2 separate regions of the Mus musculus genome follow, and region 2 is linked to region 1. Evidence: chromatin loops called from intact Hi-C (ENCODE). Cell type or tissue: heart. All regions are shown on one strand. Links, peaks and the distances in the headings refer to the core of each region. The heading gives the core; the rest is flanking DNA.

What was found. A loop is a pair of places that touch in the nucleus more often than their neighbours do. Peaks named below come from ENCODE experiments on the same cell type or tissue, not always from the same donor. Only the 100,000 strongest peaks of a DNase experiment are listed, where the experiment ranks them.
Region 2: it touches region 1 in a loop (4-fold over the local background); 33 of 42 quality-filtered maps call a loop at or near these places.

What each region holds. Positions count from the first base shown.
Region 1 is chr2:168,201,829-168,207,807 of GRCm38, forward strand. It overlaps Adnp (activity-dependent neuroprotective protein), which reads right to left and starts at 5,284. Exons shown (of 4, transcript NM_009628.3): 1 at 4,746-5,284. The region is part of intron 9 of Gm20716 (predicted gene 20716); the gene reads right to left. In heart, for the core only: CTCF peaks have their summits at 2,853, 3,660 (motif pointing left) and 5,566 (motif pointing right); DNase peaks (open chromatin) are centred at 3,663, 4,563 and 4,683; H3K4me3 peaks cover 3,261 bases; H3K27ac peaks cover 2,050 bases.
Region 2 is chr2:168,112,036-168,118,014 of GRCm38, forward strand. No RefSeq gene overlaps it. Among named protein-coding and RNA genes, the nearest start is that of Gm46787, 30 kb to the right of the region's middle. In heart, for the core only: CTCF peaks have their summits at 3,087 (motif pointing right) and 5,272; a DNase peak (open chromatin) is centred at 3,116; H3K4me3 peaks cover 1,318 bases; H3K27ac peaks cover 3,931 bases.

The DNA of each region.
Region 1 (5,979 bases), core at 622-5,621:
TACCTTCCAAAAAGTACAAGTGGCTTTATGAAAATCATAAAGTTCTTTGACAAGTTGGACAAATAGCTTATTGTAAAACAGCCTATGTTTATATCCAAAAAGTAGTATAGACACTACGGGGAAAGTATTGAACAAGCTTCTAATATTAAAATAAAATACTAAAACACCAAATTTTCTTTAGTATCATGTTAAAAGTTATCATAAACTATATTTCTAATACTTAATAAATATCTTATTTGTATTGAATGTGTATCGTATGTGTATCGATGTGAAATCATTCTCAATTTAAAAGTCCCATTTTTTTTTTTTTTTTTGCCAGATAATAAGGGGCTGGAGAGGTGAACTCTGAGTTCAATTTCCAATGACGACATGGTGGCTCACAACGATCTGTAATGGGATACAATGCCCTCTTCTGGTGTGTCTGAAGACAGTGACAGTGTACTCATACTTAAAATAAACCTATCTTAAAAAAAAAATACATCCATATACATCTAATTAATGAGCTAAAAAATCCCATGGGTTCAACTAAAATAAAGCAACAACAACAAAAAGACAAATGTTTATCCTTTATTTATTCACTGGCATCGGATCCCATCACAGATGGCTGTGAGCCACCACGTGGTTGCTGGGAATTGAACCCATGACCTCTAGAAGAGCAGTAGCCAGTGCTCTTAACTACAGAGCCATCTCTCCAGCCCAATTTTCTTCATTTAAAAAATTTTCCAAATTTACTTTTTCTACTTTTCTCCTTATAATAAACCAGCTATCTCTCTCTCTCTCTTTTTTTTGGGGGGGCTTTTTCGAGACAGGGTTTCTCTATATAGCCCTGGCTGTCCTGGAGCTCACTTTGTAGACCAGGCTGGCCTCGAACTCAGAAATCCGCCTGCCTCTGCCTCCCGAGTGTTGGGATTAAAGGCGTGCGCCACCACGCCCGGCTTCCAGCTATCTCTTAAATTGCAACTTTTCACAATTGAATTTGTAGAACAGACATAAGCCTTAAGCCAGAATAATTCTGAACATTTCTGTTTTTTCCAGATAAGGTTTCTGTGTAGTCTTGCCTGTCCTAGAACTAACTATGTAGACCAGGCTGGCCCAGAACTCACAGAGATCCACCTGCCTCTGCCTCCTTAGTGTTAGGGTTAAAGGCGTGTGTGTGCCACCACTGCTGAGCTTAACGTTTCTGCTTTCTAAAGACTGAATTCTTTTTACTGTACACACACACACATATTTAAAAATTTGCTACAAGGGAACAATCTCATATGCTATATTGTATAGATATCTATACTTTCAGTAATTAAGCTTATTATTGGTCAATTACTTTTGAGCTTTTGTGGAAATAAAACCTGATCAGTATTGTGAAGTTAAAATGCTATTAGATTTTCTTCTGAAGTCTGGTTTAAGAAAAAGAATCTAAGAAAAATCAGTTCATACTCGGTGTTCCCTATATAATGTCTTGAGAGCCAAAATTTAAGATCTGGTTATTTTTAATGTCTAGTAGAGACTATTACAATAGTAAGAAGAAACCCTTTCAGCAAATCAAGATAATAAATTAAACAGAACACTCACTTCCCTACTCAGGTTAACTAAGGCTGGTCAAAGGATTCTAGTTCATATACTGTAAATCTCAGCTTTCATAGGTCTAAGCGATGGCTCAGCTGCTCTTGCAGAGGACCAAGTTCGGTTCCCAGCACTCTTACCATCATAACCATCAGCAACTCCAATGTTAGGAAATCTATTGCTCTCTTTTGGTTTCCTTGGGCACTGCAGGCACACAAAGCACATCTATGTAAAGAAAACACTATTCACATATGATAAAAACAAATTCCCACCTTCCAACCCTCCCCTTTTGTGCCAGACCTAGCTAACCGCTGAAACTGTAAGGACATACACACTCATCCAACGAGGTTCCCTGATGACCAACACCATAAAGAAACTAGCTAACTCTGTCATTTCATTTATAAGAATGAACAAAGGCACATTTGCAAACTTTATCTCACAAACACATATTCTAACAGGAAACTGTTCTCTTCTTATTCACTTTATGTGTTTAACAAATACTAATACCACAGTATTTCGAGATCACAAACAATCTTACTTGTATTTAATATTGGACTGTGTAAATAGTAAAAATGCATAACAAACCATGAATCCAATGTAGTTTTTAGAGCAATACTGATAACAAGGTGCCTCTTTTTCACTCAGCAAAATGCTACCTGACAGCAACCGAAAACAAACAAACCCCTAAAAAACAAAAAACCCTACCCTCTTCAAGCATTAAATAGTTATTTACATATATTTGGTATCCCTTGATTTTTCTTGGCACGTCGATGTAAGATGTCTGTAACAGTAGGATAAAGCATTCACAGATACTAGCATCACTGTCAATATTACCAAACAAGAACAAATCAAATCCAGAGACTCTTACCAGGCCAGTCACATCTCTACCAATGAACTACTTTCCCCAGATCCCTTTAACCAAGTAACTAAGGCTTTCAGATGCTGAGCAAGTCTTGAGATAGACTACTTAAAACTTTATGTCCAAAAGTGCAGAATGCAAATGATTACAACAACATCATCGACTTTAAATTTTTCTCTTAAAAGAGACACATATTTTAAACGTTCAAAACCCATTACTGCAACCAGCTCTAACGAGTTCCTTGAGGAATGTGGCGAGGCTGAAATTTTGAAAGTTCATGTTCTGGTGGTGATCAGGAGGAAGTCTCTAGCTTTCCTGATGCTGCAGTCCCCACCCTCCAAAATGATATACCCACCGGTGTGAATTGACAATGCAGTCCAAAGAGCAAGGCAGGGAACGGAGTCCAGATCCTCAAAATGGCAGTACAGGGAATAACCACTAGGCCACCTATCAGTTCAGTACAAAAAGTGCAACCCTGTGCATCACGATGTAAAAGCTGGGGCCTAGGTTTCGTACTGTGCATCTCACACCTATGGAAATAACAACAGGAGTAAAATCTACAGAAATCCACACACCCTAAAAAGGTGGGTGCGCACCGAACCAAGACTGGTGTCAACACTTGCAAAGGCAGTTGGCTACAGACAGTGTACTGCTGAAAGTGGAAGGCAACACAATTTTGCAGTGAACTCTATTAAGTTTGACAATGAAGAACTCAATAGGGACCTGATGTTTACCAACAAAGCCTTGCAAATCCTGACACCCATCTTTCATGGCTGTCAAAATCACCAACCCATAAAACCTCTCAAGAATGACTTTCCACTCGCAAAAGAGTCGGAGAGATTTGGATTGACCTGATCTCCCAAGCCCGTGACTTTCAGGTTTTAAACAACCCCCTTTACCACCTAGCCTAGGAAAGAGATGTCAACACATCAAACCTTAAGGTGAAGGAATTCTTGAGAAAGGGAACCTATGACCCAAGGATGTGCACCAAGGTGACTGATCAGCAATCAAAGTCTGAGGGTGAACAGGTTTGAAAAAGTAAAAAAAGACAACTTTCCAAACGGAGAAGTGGCTTTCTTAAATAAAATCTCTCTAGCCTCACTTAATCCTTCGCCATGTTGCTGTCAGCTCACCCAGTGCAAGTCTTGCTGGACCCATTTTCCCATGGTCTGTAGAAGGCGCTGTTTAGCACATCCTGTTCTAGTTCTGGGGCCCTTCCCCCCTCTGCAGCCTTACCCAGTGCAGGGAATGCGCCCCCTACTGACTCCCACACTCAGTGCCTTTAACCGACTTGGCTGCAGTGCCTTTTGGGTGGGGGCTGGTATTTTCTCCATGACCATAAACCAGAAGCAACAATGCAGATTTATAAAGAAACTGCACAAAGCTATCCAAGAGACACCCCCCGACACACATCCCATTGTGAAGGTTCAAGATACAGGCACAAGAAGCATCAGGGATGGGAACTGGGCGTTTGGGGCTGGACAGCATTAAAATGGCTAACACAGGAAACAGTTTGGTTCTTTTTCCCTCCTAAGCCTTTGTCTGTGAAATGGGGTTATGACAAGAACTGTCCAGAGGACCTGGTGACTGGAAGAACACTGAGAAGACACTTGGGGTGTGTGGCAGGGAGTGAGACTAAAATGAGTATTAGACTTCTTGGAGAGAAGAAGAGAAGCAATCGCGCCTTTTCTAGCAGACAGGCATCCAGGTTGGGGGTAGGGTGGGGAAGGGAGGAGAAGGACAGGCAGCTCAGAGGAAAGAAGAGGCGAATAAGAGGGTGCTCAAAGAACTACTCCCCATTCATTGCATTCGAAAAAAATTCTTTCCGCGGCTTTCTGGATTTCCATTTTCTGACTGCAAAGTTGATCAGAAAGCTCTAAAGAGGGAGTGCTGACCAGGTAGCCCAGATTGAAAGCAGGGCCGGTGAGGGGCTGTGGTGGTTAGGATGGGAGGGAAACTGGCATGTTGTTGGGGAGGCAAAGACTTTCACCCTCTGCCATGCACGCTCCCCGCCCCCCAGGCCTTTCCCCCCTTTCCAAGCCTAGGGTGGGCAGACCTGGCAGAAGGCTGGTTCCGGGGACTGGGGGAGGGCGGGAGGGGATTAGTTCTGAGGACGAGAGAGCGAGCGGGGTTCGGCTGGGGGCGGGGTGGGTGCGGGAAGATGCCACTAGCCGCAAAAGCCCATGGTGGCCGGCCGGCAGCCCCGCGGGGCGGAGAAGGGGATCGGGCTGCAGGAGGGCTGCGGCCGACTGGGGTTCGAGGCGGTGTGTGCACGCCGAGCACAATGACCGCGCCCGGGATCGGCGGCGGGCAGGGCCGCGGGGCTTACCTTGGCTCGGCCTCGAGGCGTGCGCGGGGCCGGCGTGCTCTAGAGCACGGCGGCGGGTGGACGGCGGCACGGCGATGGCGGCGAGGACGCGCCCGGGGCCTCGTCGCGCTCGGGCTCCGGCTCGAGCCGCGGCCGCGGCTGCTGCCGGGGGGCGCGGCGGGCGCAGCAGAGCGGCGGGCGGCGGCGCGGGCAGTGCAGACAAAGGAGGGGCGGAGGGCGGCGGAGGGCGTGGGGCCGCGGCTTCACCGTCGCGGGCGGGCAGGCGGGCGGCGACGGCCGCGCGGCTCCTCGGCGGCGGAGACCGAGAGAGGGAGCTGTGGCTGAGGCGACGCCAAATCCCCCCCGAGCGAGCGCGGCTGGAGGGGGAGGGGGCCAAGATGGCGGCGGGCGGGCGCTCAGCTCATGGGTCCCGGCGGCGGCGGGTAGACCGGACGGGTGGCGGCGGCGGCGGCGGGCGGGGGAGGGGGCTGGTCCCGCGTCTCCCCTCAGCAGACAATACAAGCGCCTCAGAGCAAGTCCCCGAACCTGCCCTAGCCAAAATGGCGGCCGAGAAAGAGCGGAAGTGACGTAAGCGACTCATTAGCATAAGAGGACTCATTGTCCAGCTGGGGGGGGGCGGGGGCCATGGACCCCCTACTCGGCGACCCCCCCCCAAGGGAGAGCTCTTCGGTCCTCGGCTGCGGCGACACCCACTTTCCTTATGGCAGGGTGGCCCCAGCCCCCCCCAGCCTCTCCTGGGTGAGATTATATAATCCCCACTGAGGGGAGCTCTCGCGAGAACGTGGAGGCTTTGCCATTGCCCCACTAGGAGGCGCCGTGGATAATGGCCGCACTGCGCTCCTGGGTGCCTTCCTCTGACCGCAGCGCCGCCGGCGGAGGCAGAAGTAGCGGGCCGCAGCACGCCTCGACAGTCAGTCAGGTGGCTGCACTGGGGATCCCTGCGCGGGCCCATCTGGGCCTGAACTACATCTGGCAGGAGGGCGCCTGGGGCTGCCCAAGGCCCACGTGCTCAGAGTCAGCTCTCCCAAGCTGGAGGCAAAGCCAAGGGTTGAGCCTGCTGCCTCCTGCCTTTAATGAGGTGTGATGCCCTCGTGTTCCTCCCATTTTTTGAGATGACACAGCTCTGAGGCCATGTCAGCTCTTCTAGTGAACTGGTATGGGATAGACAGGGACTCAGCTTTTCACTTCTGCTGTTCCTTGGACTCAAGTCATTCCTTCAAGTCATCAGATGGCC
Region 2 (5,979 bases), core at 659-5,658, 90 kb before region 1:
GATGAACCCCCAAGCAACTAATTGAACCACCACCCAGGCTCTGAGAGGATGCCATACCAAGTATGTCCACCAGGGGGCAGGGATGCCCGGGACCGAGTTAGAATTTGCCATCCTTGGTCCCCAGAGCACAGCGCCAGGGGTCTGTTCTGCAGCCTGGCAGGGGCCGACCATCTTGCACAGTCTGGCGGGGTGCTGTGCTGGTTCACTTGTAATCCTTCCCTAGAGAGCCCACATTGAACCTCTCCCATCATCTTCAGGGAATCTGTTTCTGCAGCCTCAGCAACAGCCCCTAGCCCAGCGAAGGTCCCAACGCATGCGTGCTTGCTAACCAAGACCCTGCCTGGCAGGTTCACCCGTTACATTGTGACCTGACCAACTCTGCCCTGTCTTGAAAACACCAGCTTGTTCATCCCACTCCCAGCAGGTGAGGCTTTCTGTCTGCCAGACACTCTTGGATGCCATTTATGGGGTGAGCACACGGCACCCCTTCGAAAACTGGTAAGCCACACTGCAGCACTAACTAATGAGGGAAATAAGGCACAGAGAGGTTAGTCAACTCTACCAAGGTCACGTAGGGTAGCTGCGCACCCGGTATGTGAACCTACATAGGTTGAGACTACCTGCTGTGTGGTGACCACCAGAAATAGTTCCCTCCAAAGCTCCCTGCCACGATCAAGAGGAGCTAACTAGGCAGGGTAGTACGTACCATCAGTCCCAATACCGTCAGTCCCAATGCTCAGACAGAGTGACTTAGAGAAACCATGCCTTAAAAACAAAAACAACAGCAAGTGGAGAGAGAGAGAGAGAGAGAGAGAGACCCGGAGCCTGAAGACAGTTGATTTGATGTCAGCTCCTTTTTAAAAGGATAGGAAGAAGCCGGGCGTGGTGGCGCACGCCTTTAATCCCAGCACTCGGGAGGCAGGCAGATTTCTGAGTTCTAGGCCAGCCTAGTCTACAAAGTGAGTTCCAGGACAGCCAAGGCTATACAGAGAAACCCTGTCTCGAAAAACAGAAGAAGAAGAAGAAGAAGAAGAAGAAGAGGAGGAGGAGGAGGAGGAGGAGGGAGGGGGAGGGGGAGGGAGGAGTGGGAGTGGGAGGGGGAGGATGTATTTTGGGTGTGCACATCATGCCACAGCACTAGCGTAGAGGTCAGAGGTCACCTTGCAGGGACCATTTCTCTTGAACTGTGGGTAAGCAGTTCAAGTCCTCAGAGTACCCTATGAGGTCTCACCAGCCTTGATCTCGGGTCTTCCTGGGGCCTCACTGAGCTCAACACAGGAGAGCTATTCATGTTTTGTTCAGAAAAACTATCCATGTGGTATGGGCACGTGCCGGCTCACCCTGTGACCGGCACCCGGTGAGCATGTGTGATAGCCATCAAGGGCCCGGCTGTGTGAATTTGCCTGGAGAGAAACGAATAAATTCCTGTTCACTCCAGACAGGGCACCACCGTCAGCCAGCCAGAGCCGCCATTCTGCCTATGTCCAGCTTAGGCAATGAGTTTACTAGGGTTTCAAGTAGGCACCTAGGCACCCCCAAACCAGCTGCTGAGTCACTAAACTGCCTCAGCCTGGTATGTGGGATACTTTTCTGTTGCTGTGGTAAAACACCATGACCAAAGCCACTTAAGGAAGAGGGAAGGGTTTGCCTTTCTTCCAGAGGGTGGGTCGCAGTGGCCATAGGAGGCCAGAGCTTAGAGATCGAGTCTCAACTGCACACAGGAAACAGGAAGAGCAAACTGGAAGCGGGGTGAGACTGTACCCCTCAAAATCCACGCCAACTGATAAACTTCCTCCAGCAGGGCTGTGCCTCCTAAAGGTTCCATAGCTCCCACCACAGTGCCACCAACTGGAGAACAAAGTGTTCATGAGCCTGTGGGGGAGGGGACCCTTTGGTGATGTCGTCCCTCCTCCCTGTGGCTGCATGGAGCCCTTGCAGTTAACTGCCCATCCTCTATATGATCTTTTCTTTTCTTGTTTCCTTTTCTTTCCCCAAACAAGGTTTCTCTATATACTCCTGACTATCCTGGACTTGCTTTGTAGACAAGGCTAGCCCCAAACTTACAGAAATCCACCTGCCTCTGCCCCCTGAGTGCTGGGTTTAAATGTGTGTGCCACCATTCCTGGCTTCTACACACTCTCACTGATTAGCTATGAAGATGACCACAATGCTCAATCTCTCCAGGCCTGTTTCCACCTCCATTCAATGGAGACATTGCAGGGCTGATGTTCACGCTGGTGTGATGGGAACCCAGCAATCTGGGAATAGTGCCCGGCACACAGTGACACACACTTGGGCCACCAACGTGATGACACTTGCAGAGCCTAGAAGTGCCACAGCTGAGCAAGCCCAGAACCTGGCACAAGGGACTAACTCCAGTGTCATCCAAAACTCAAAGCTAAGGCCACATCCCACAGCAACTAACTCACAGTGTCAGGATTCCACCTGAACAAGGTCTGTAGCCAACAATTCCTGGGAATTACATGATGGAAGGAGAGAATGGACACCCTCCCCACACAAAAATGTCCTGATTTTCACACGTGTACGTACACACACACACTCCTCCCCTCCCCCAACAATACGTAAATCCAATGAAAGTTTAAATACACACATAAAAAAAGAATTTTCACTGTGTTCACAATTTGTGTGTTTCTCCTCTCTTTGAAATAGGATCATATATGTATCAAGGCCTCAAACTTGATATGTACCCTAGAACGTCCTTGAATCTCCGATTCTCCTGCCTCCACCTAAACCGGGGGCATAACTGTCCTGCACCACCGCAGGCAGGGCTTAGGCCTGGATGCTGAAAGGCAGATCGACCACTGTGTGCCATGAGGTGAAGCCCAAAGATGCGGGAATGGAAGGACGTGACCTGGGGCCCAGCTCAGGGTTCCCGGGAGTCTCCACGCTGGGCAGAGGCTGGGCAGGCACCCCCAACTCCCCCCTACACACACCCCACTTATCACCACCCCACCCCCACTCCCATCTCCAGGCCTTGCTGGGGCCCCGCCCCCACCCACAGAGACCTAGTCTAAAACCGGCTGCAGTTCTAAGACAGCTTGGGCGCCAGAGGGAGCTCCAAGGGACTGGACTGGCTTCTTCCCGCAGCTGGTTCAAACTGGTTTGGGCAGGGTGCGGCCTCTGCAGGCTGCATTCCAGGCCTCTGGCTAGCAGCGCATTCCAGGCCTTTCCAGGACCACTTGGGGTAGAACCTGGGGACCATAGCCTTGAGTCCTCTAAGAGGCTAGACCCTGTGCGAATTCAGCTCTTTGTTTAAAATCTTTCCTGCGGCCTTGGGCAGGGTCCTTGGCTTAGGACCTTCACCAGGTGAAGCCCTGAGTGGGGGTGTGTCAAAACCAATTAGTGACTGACTTGGTAGAAAAAGGGCAGGACAGCTCCCCATTTCTCCTGGGTCCCCAGTTCAAAAAGTGGGTTGGGACACGGGATTCCAGAAACACAGTGATTTCTGGCTTCCCAGATCCTTTAGAGTGTGACAACTTCTCCAGAAATTGACAATTTCCCTAAGCCTAGCCCGGGCTAACTTCAAACATACAGGTACCAGGGAATCACCTCAAACCTTGATCCTCCCGCCTCTCCCTCCCAAAAGTACTCTTAAAGTTTGGTTATAACGAACTTCAAAGAAACTGGCCTTCCAGATATCCAAACCTTTAGTGCACTCTCCCCAACTTCCTCTCTCACCCCCAAATTACCACCTTGCTGAATGAAACTTCAATCCAGTTCCCGCCTTTCCTAGGCCTCATGGCCAGGCTACAGCTGAACCAACGCAGTATAGGCAGCGCCTGGTGACCATGGGACACCCTGCCAAGCCTCAGCCCTCGCTCACCTCCCCTAGCCTTTCTTCTGGTTGTCCACCCAGTGGCTTTTGCCACTCAGTGCTGCTGGCCAACCAAGGCCAGCCTGGGCTCTTCCAGCAGTTCCCAGCCCTGGCAGGCTTGCTAGAGGGGGGTGGGGGTGGGGGTGACTCGTGAAAGAACTCAGAACTAGACATGTCATAGCTATGATGGATGAATGGATGGATGGATGGATGGCCATGTGTGGTCTCAGTGGATTCCCTTTCTAAGTGCCTGGTACCCAAGGCACTGCCAAGAATTTCCCAGAAGATGCTGGGCAGAGAGCTGGAGAGTCTGGATGGATGTGGAAAATCAGTCACACTTCCAGAAGTGGGGAGCCAGCAGCCCCAGGGCACGCAAAAGCCAGATGGAGCCAGTTTAGATTGCTCTGGAGGGTTGTCAGATAGAAGATGAACTCACACACACAGCAGGGAAGGATCAGGGTGGTGGGTATTTATTTCCAACCCTAAGACCAGCCCGTTTAAAAATAAACATAATATTTTAAAAGGCATCAGCTAGAAATTCAAAACTAGACTATGGTCTGGTCCTCTCCCCTTTGAGCTTCCCCGTTTGTATTGGAAGGAGGGCCTCCTCCTTGGCCCAGGCACTGCAGAATTTGGGTGAGCCTCCCAGCCTGGGTGTGTCAAATTTATCACCTATTCATTCATATTCATTCTCTCTCTCTCTCTCTCTCTCTCTCTCTCCCTTTGCCCCCCCCCGCACCCCCTGTCTTTCTTTTTGGGAGCCACTAAGTCTAGCCCACTCACTTCACCAGAGTCCCAGAATCCCATCTTTGCCCCACCCTGCCCGTCCCCACAGCTTTCCCAAATATGTTATATTTTTATGTGTGTCACGTTTACTAATTAGTGTGTGTGTACATGTGTGTAGGCCACATGTGCCAGCACAGGTGTATAGAGCTCAGAGGACAACCTCAAGGAGTCAGTTCTCTGCGTCCACTCAAGGGTCATGGGGGGTCTATTTCAGGTCCTCAGACTCGACCTGCAACACCTTTCCTCTCTGAGCCATTTTATTTTGTAGGATGGGGTTGGAGCTTATTTTAAAAGCTGTGAAGACGGACACGCGCGCACACACACACACAAATAACTGTAAAACAAATAAAAATCTGACTTGGAGAGGAAGAGATGAGCTACCTACCCCTCCTCAAGGCTTTCCAAGATCTCCTGTAGCCCAGGGTGGTGTCGAACCTAACCCACTATGTAACTAAGGATAACGACTCTTGATCCTCCTGCTTCTATCTGGGAAGTGCTGTGAGGCACAGCACCCGGTCTGATTAAAAACCTCCCTGTGGGTTTTTAACCTGCAGCCAGAGCTGGTTTACAGCCGCTCTCCTAGGCTGTTGGGGATGCAACGCGAGAGCGCAGCACCCGAGCTTCCCGCGTTGTGGCCGCTGCAGAGCGCGGTGCTGCCACTGGGCGGCGCTGCTCGCTCGGCCGGCGGCCGGCCCAGCGACCGCACCTGCTCCGCCTCCGCCAGGCCGACCTCCGGGCTATGGCACCAGGTCAGGGCAGGGCATCCTTCTGGACGCCGATCAGCTTGAGCCGGTGAGCACTGGGGCACGCGAGTTCGCGCTCTCCCTGACTCCGGAGTCTGAGGCGGAGGTAAGGGCGGTGGGTGCGGAGGGGCAGCGCGGTCTCCAGCTTGGGGATCGTGGCCCTGAACCCGGAGAGACTTCGACTTCACCGCGCCATCAACGGGGGCGGGGACAGGAGGTCGCCTTTCCGGATCCCTGCCCTCCTGGGGCTATCCAGAGATGCTTCTGCCCCAGTGGTAGCCAACCAAGGCCCATCCCCTCCTGGGTCCACCACACCTCCACCCAAGTCCCGTCCCCACCCGGGGCCCATATTCCCCCTCCCAACCCGTTCCCATTCCCACCCATCTCCCTTGGTCTCATACTCACCCTGGTCCCACCCCTACCCAGGGCCGGTATCCCCTTCCCCAGTCTTATCTCCACCCAGATCCCATCCCCACCTGGGACCTCTGGCCATCCCTACTTGGAGCCCAATCTTATCTGGGACCCACCCCACAAGAGTCTCATCTCCATGCAGGGACCCCAGCGTCCCCAGGTTTCCAGTGCACAGGGCTGAGAACGCCCAGAGCTACCACCCTG